Regions from separate parts of the Homo sapiens genome. Here region 2 is linked to region 1. The links are chromatin contacts, found by Hi-C or POLR2A ChIA-PET in ENCODE. All regions are on one chromosome and are shown on one strand. Each heading gives the region's core, a stretch centred on a gene start or an enhancer-like site at or near the end of the contact. The rest is flanking DNA. Distances are from core to core; before and after follow the strand shown. Region 1 overlaps PPIL4 (peptidylprolyl isomerase like 4). Region 2 overlaps LOC124901426 (a long non-coding RNA gene).

Evidence for each region. A loop is a pair of places that touch in the nucleus more often than their neighbours do. ChIA-PET counts read pairs that join two places held with the same protein, here RNA polymerase II (POLR2A). Pooled maps may share reads with other maps.
Region 2: a pooled map shows a loop between it and region 1 (3-fold over the local background). The contact joins two enhancer-like sites. A Hi-C loop is called at or near these places in 1 of 168 maps with a recorded cell type or tissue (naive thymus-derived CD4-positive, alpha-beta T cell) and 11 of 50 pooled maps. POLR2A ChIA-PET finds 5 or more read pairs at or near these places in 3 of 52 experiments (activated CD4-positive, alpha-beta T cell, activated naive CD4-positive, alpha-beta T cell and naive thymus-derived CD4-positive, alpha-beta T cell).

What each region holds. Positions count from the first base shown.
Region 1 is chr6:149,507,269-149,510,170 of GRCh38, reverse strand. All of the region lies in intron 12 of PPIL4 (peptidylprolyl isomerase like 4), which reads left to right. Among named protein-coding and RNA genes, the nearest start is that of ZC3H12D, 24 kb to the right of the region's middle. Within about 2 kb of position 1,475, at least 2 of the 41 ENCODE cell types and tissues checked have a DNase peak (open chromatin) inside an H3K27ac peak, as active enhancers do.
Region 2 is chr6:149,146,615-149,149,516 of GRCh38, reverse strand. The region is part of intron 1 of LOC124901426 (a long non-coding RNA gene); the gene reads right to left. Among named protein-coding and RNA genes, the nearest start is that of TAB2-AS1, 110 kb to the left of the region's middle. Within about 2 kb of position 1,438, at least 3 of the 41 ENCODE cell types and tissues checked have a DNase peak (open chromatin) inside an H3K27ac peak, as active enhancers do.

The DNA.
Region 1 (2,902 bases), core at 226-2,725:
TAGCTGTTTAAAGATTGCCATCATTCATGCCTCATCCCGTTTTCAGGCCATACTTTTGTTGGTTCCTGCAAATATTTCTCACATGAATCGGTGGTAATAAAAGTAGTAGTAGGCCAGGTGCAGTGGCTCATGCTTGTAATCCCAGCATGTTGGGAAGCTGAGGCAGGAGAATCGCTTGATCCCAGAGTTCAAGACCAGCCTGGGCAACATAGGAGGCCCTGTCTCTATAAAAATTTTAAATAAAAGAAAAAAGTAGTAGTAGTTAATATTTTTTGGTCCTTACAATGTAAGGTGGGTTCTTTTATCCCCCTTTCACACAACAAAGTGAGAACAAAAATTGTTACTTGCCCATAGTTTTACACAGCTAGTAAGTAGTGGAACCACAGTTTAGTTTCATAGTTGAAACTAACTACTCTTAACTTGAAACATACTCCTAACTACTTTTGCTCGTCTTCTTACCTGGGGTATATTCTCATCAGTTTTCTTTCCTAAACTCTAATGTTATTTTAATAAAATTTGTCCCATAGTATAATATTCCAATGTGATCTAATAGGAACACATCTCCTCCTTCTTAAATGTCTGTACTCTATTACTTTAGTCTGAGGTCGCATCAGTCTTCTTTACTGGTGGCTGTATCACATTCCTGTGAATGTTTAGCATGTTTTCCACTAAAAACTCTGAATTCTTTCCCCCTCCATGTGCTGCTTTTAGCTCCAGCTTTTCATCCTGCACTTGTACATGGAACCGTCCATGAATTTAAGCCTGAGATAAATAAACATTGGTGTGTTTGAGATAATCAGAGGTCTAAAAAATTTCAGACTGGTTGTGTTTTTTTTGTGTGAGTCTTTCTGATTCTGCTGTTTGATTACTTGAAACCTTACAGTAGCAAATATCCTTCTCATTTTGCATGGAGTAAAAGCATCAAGATTTTGGGGGAATGCTATTAGTATTTTTAAAAAGATTTTAAGGCAATTTTAAGTTGAAATTTTAAGGCAATATTAACTATAAAATTATTAAATTCTGAATAATGATCTCCTAACTTCTCCCCTTAAAGTATATTAAATTTTAAAAAGTTTTGTACTTTGATTTAATGATATAGCTACATTAATTTTCTCTTCTTCCTAATAAAACTCAGCATCAGTATTTAAGATTTTAATGGCCCCCCGATTTTTTATTATTTTGTTTTTTATTTTTTAAAATTCATTAAAGAGAATTTTCAGTACTAGACAAATTTCAGCTATAGTTCATATTTTCCTGTTTGTCGGTGTTTTGCTTAGTGAGTCTGGTTTCCCAAGAGTATTTTAACTTATTTCTTCAAATTCTTTGTTTTTTATTGAGTAACTAGCCTTACTAATCAATTCGAAAACGTTTGTTTAATTTTCCACCTCATGTCTTAATTCCAGAGATGGTTTTTGTGTTGTTGAGGTTTGGGTTTTACTGGGGTTACAGGAAATGCGTATTCAGCTGGGGGTTGCCTTGCTGAGAAGTATTCATGCTGGTTGTCAGTTTTCCACTGGGGTTTTCATAGTGTTTGTATTCTTGACTGTACTTTTTCTGTCATTTTAGTGATTTAATGTTATCTTGGTGACTAAGATTTAACCAGATCTTTGATTTAGTCCCAGAGACTTGAGCAAGGATAGCTTTTAATTAGATTAGACTTTTTTTGATTGCTTATTTCAAGTCATTTGCTAGGTTAATTGCTTTAAATTGGCCATTTTGTGTTCTTCGTTTTTTCTTTTCTTTTTTTGCCACATGGTAGTTTAATCATCTTGTCTTATGTTTTAAATGTATAAATAATATAACTTTTAAAAATTCATACTGGAAAGGACCTAGACCTTATCTAATTCATTTATCTCACTTTAGATATGAAGATACTGATCCCACAGGCCCTTAGGCCTTTATAGTGGGAGAGCTAGAATTTTAACATTTATTTGGTTCAGTCAGGTGTTGGATTTTTTCCCCATTATTCTGTACCACTCCCCCCTTTTTAATTTTGGATGTCAAGTTAAATTATCTCCAACCTGTGCAGATCTCTTGAGTCTCAGTTTCCCTATTTCTAGAATGAGGATATTGCACTCCTAAAGCTCTTAGCACTGTGTTAGCATGTACTTGGAGGATCTCCTCTTACATGGCTTCATTCAGCCACTTTAACTTTTCCCCTTCATACATACAGGGCTCATTTTTCCTTGCTTTTCAGTTTTCACTTACACTACTTTCATTAGCCTTCTTGCAGCCCATTCAGACCCAAGCTCACTTACCCTTTGAGGCTCATCTGAAATCCTAACTTCTCCATGAAACCTTCTCTAATTATTCTAACCTTAAGAGTACTTGTTTGACACATCTCCTAAATGTCAAAGACTATTTGAACCCAGATCTACCTGACTTCAAAGCTTGTGTAGCTTTGAAAACTACTCCCGAGTAGGAGTGATTTTAAAGTTTCAGTCCAATTCAAATATTCAGCTTCCTCAAATTTTTAAAAGAATGAAGTGCTACATAATCTTTTATCTCTTCTATTTTAAATACTCAAAGCACTTAAGTGCCCATTTGTATAATAACATACTGAGGATTTTATAAATTTATACATCAGCCAGCAGTCTCGGCATTTTAAAAGTTTGTCTCAACCAATACAGAAATAAGTACAAGATGTACAGATATAATAGTATATGAATATTTCTATTTTGTATATGTTATAGGAAGCACAAAAATTCTTTTATCTCAGAATGTCATATTTTACTAGAAAATTGATGGCAAAAGGCTAAACCAAAATGCCTACTCATTTTTTCTACCTCAGGGACTCTTATAATATGACAAGAACTATTGGGATTGTGTGGAAAATCACAAATCAGTTTATAATACTGTATTACACAGTGTGATTATTACTATAACAATCCTGTTACATCTG
Region 2 (2,902 bases), core at 189-2,688, 360 kb after region 1:
GATCATGGCTCTTGTCTGCTCAAAATTGTCCAAAGATCTCCCATGTCACTTAGAATAAAAACTAAAGTCTATGACAAGCCCTGTGTAACTTGGCATCTCTGATCTTGTTGATCCTCTAGTTTACTTCTCTGCTGCTCACTTACTTCTCTTATTCAACCAGTCTCCTTTCTGTTCCTTGGGCACATCCGGCTTGCTCCTGCCTCAGCACCCTTGCATCTGCTCTTCCATAAGCCTAGAAGGCAGCTTACCCTAATATCCATGTGGCTCTCCCTTTTCTCCTTCACATTTTTACTCAAATGTCATCTTCCCTCATCTCCCTATTTTAAATGGCATCCTTCTTTGGCCTCCCTAATCCTCTTGCCTGCTTTATTTGTATCCATAGTGCTTCTTGACATCTAACATATATTTTCCTTACTTATTTTGTTTACTGTCTCTCTCCACTAGACTGTAAGGTCAAGGAGAGCAGAACATTTTGCCGGCTTTGTTTACCTCTGAAGAAACTAGAATAGTGCCTGACATACAGTTACCATTCAAAAAAAAAATGTTGAATGAACGAATGGATGAATGGATCATTCTTAATGACTTCATCATCTGTATAGATCTTAATTTACCCAGTTCACTCACTGGTGGACATTTGTTTCGATTCGTTTCCATCATGAAAAAAGCATCCTCAAATATCCTTGTGAAAACATTTTTGGGGACAATCTTCTAATTCTAATGGAACTGATGTTTCCCAAAAGAGAAAATGGAGTTTAATAACTGTAACAACACTAATAAACAGAATTTCATTGTTTTGACTTTATCTTAGGGCTACAAAGCTTGCAAAATACACATGAGAAAATAGATGTCAACTGAAGAACCACAAATACATTTCCTTCTCAAAACGTCGAGGTGAGGTTTGTGTGAACGCATGCCGAAGTACATGAAGGAAGTTGAGAGAAAAGTTCTTATCTTTCTCCTGTGTACAATCCATCCTCCCTCTTTGTTATTTACTGTCCTGGCAACAGCCGAGAAACTCTAATTTCACTTTGACTCCTCTTTAATCCCCATCACCACAATCCATCATAAGGTGTCATCTTCATGTGTGAATGCTGGTGCTTATCATCTCTTACATTTTTTTCTTCTCTATATTTCCCTTCCCAGTCCCTGCCTGCCCTATTTAGCTCTTGTCTTAGCTGAATCCCTGCAAAGCTAAAAGCTAAAAGAAAAGCTGAAAGAATCATTTCCCCAAACTATTTCCCCAAATTCCGTACCCAAAGGGATTCTAATCTGGAAACCTTCTTGCAGAATGAACCCATGTCATCCGGGGTCTGGAGCACATTGGGGCAGTCTCTGAAAAATGCTTAAATTAAATTAGGACTGGGTGCAGTGACTCATTCCTGTAATCCCAGCTACTCAGAGGTCTTGAGCCCAGGAGGTCGAGGCTGCAGTAAGCTATGATCACACCACCGCACTCCAGTCTGGGCAAGAGAATGAGATCCTGTCTCTGAAAAATAAAAATGTTGCCTCAACTGCATAAGTGATTTTGTTTATGAAAACATGTGAGACATTTGTGGGGGACCCCAGGAAATATTTGGATGGAATTTAGAGGTGCCCAAGGTCTTGCACGAGCAGGTAGGGGTAATAAGTCATTACATTTTGGATTATTGCTGTTACTGTAACAGCATCTGCATATCCTCAGTGAGGTCTGCATTGGACAGAGACAAATGCAGTGACATTTTAGAAATCTTAAGCTAGCAACCAGCACTGAAATGTTTTTTATTTGTCAATCCCTGCATGTCAGAAACAATTGGAAACTCCTTAACCTATAGTTTCAAGATGTTTGTAAATTCTTTTTTCTTTATTTTAGATACTTTATAGTCTAAGAATAATTTTTATCTCCAGCTCATCCTCTAGCCAAGTGTCTAATGCCTTTGTGAATTTATAATTCAAAATTAATTCCCCCCCGAGTTAGCCTTGTATAAACAAATGATTATAGAAATGATAAAACAAATGTCAAAGTAAAATATTAAAGGGTACAGAATTTCACGAATGAAAAGACATAAAAGTGTTGCAATCTGGGTGGGGCAGGGAATTGGAGAGGAGTGTGGGTATGCAGAAAAACGTTATGAAAGTATTTCAGTAAGTGATTGGATAAGAAGACAGAGTCTAAGTTAAATCAGGGCTCAACTTGTTGGCTTGTGGCTTGGGCAGTATCATCTGGTCAGCAGTGGCCAGTCCAATGTCAAAATCTTTAAGTGGACATGTCCCAGTTCCTGTGGCCAGCCAGAGGTGCTAATGCTGGCCTTCACTGGGCAAGTGTGTAAATCCAGAACAAAAATTCTAATGTAATATTGCTATTGTTATGTAGGGTATGTATTTGTAGGGATTGTATGAATGTAGTAAGTTTTGTCATTACTATACCACTTTAAATATGCTTTATCTGATTTTAAGATATGTGAGATTAAAGTAATTGACTTTATTAATGGAACAGAACAGAGGCCTCAAAAATAACACCACACGTCTACCACCATCTGATCTTTGACAAACCTGACACACACAAACAATGGGGAAAAGATTCCCTATTTAATAAATGGTGTTGGGAAAACTGGCTAGCCACATGCAGAAAACTGAAACTGGACCCCTTCCTTACACCTTATAGAAAAATCAACTCAAGATGGATCAAATACTTAAACATAAGACCTAGAAAACCTAGAAGAAAATCTAGAAGAAAACCTGGGCATAAAATCCTAGAAGAAAACCTGGGCATAAAATCCTAGAAGAAAACCTGGGCAATACCATTCAGGACATAGGTGTGGGCAAAGATTTCATGTCTAAAACACCAAAAGCAATGGCATTAAAAGCCAAAATTGACAAATGGGATCTAATTAAACTAAAGAGCTGCACAGCAAAAGAAACTACC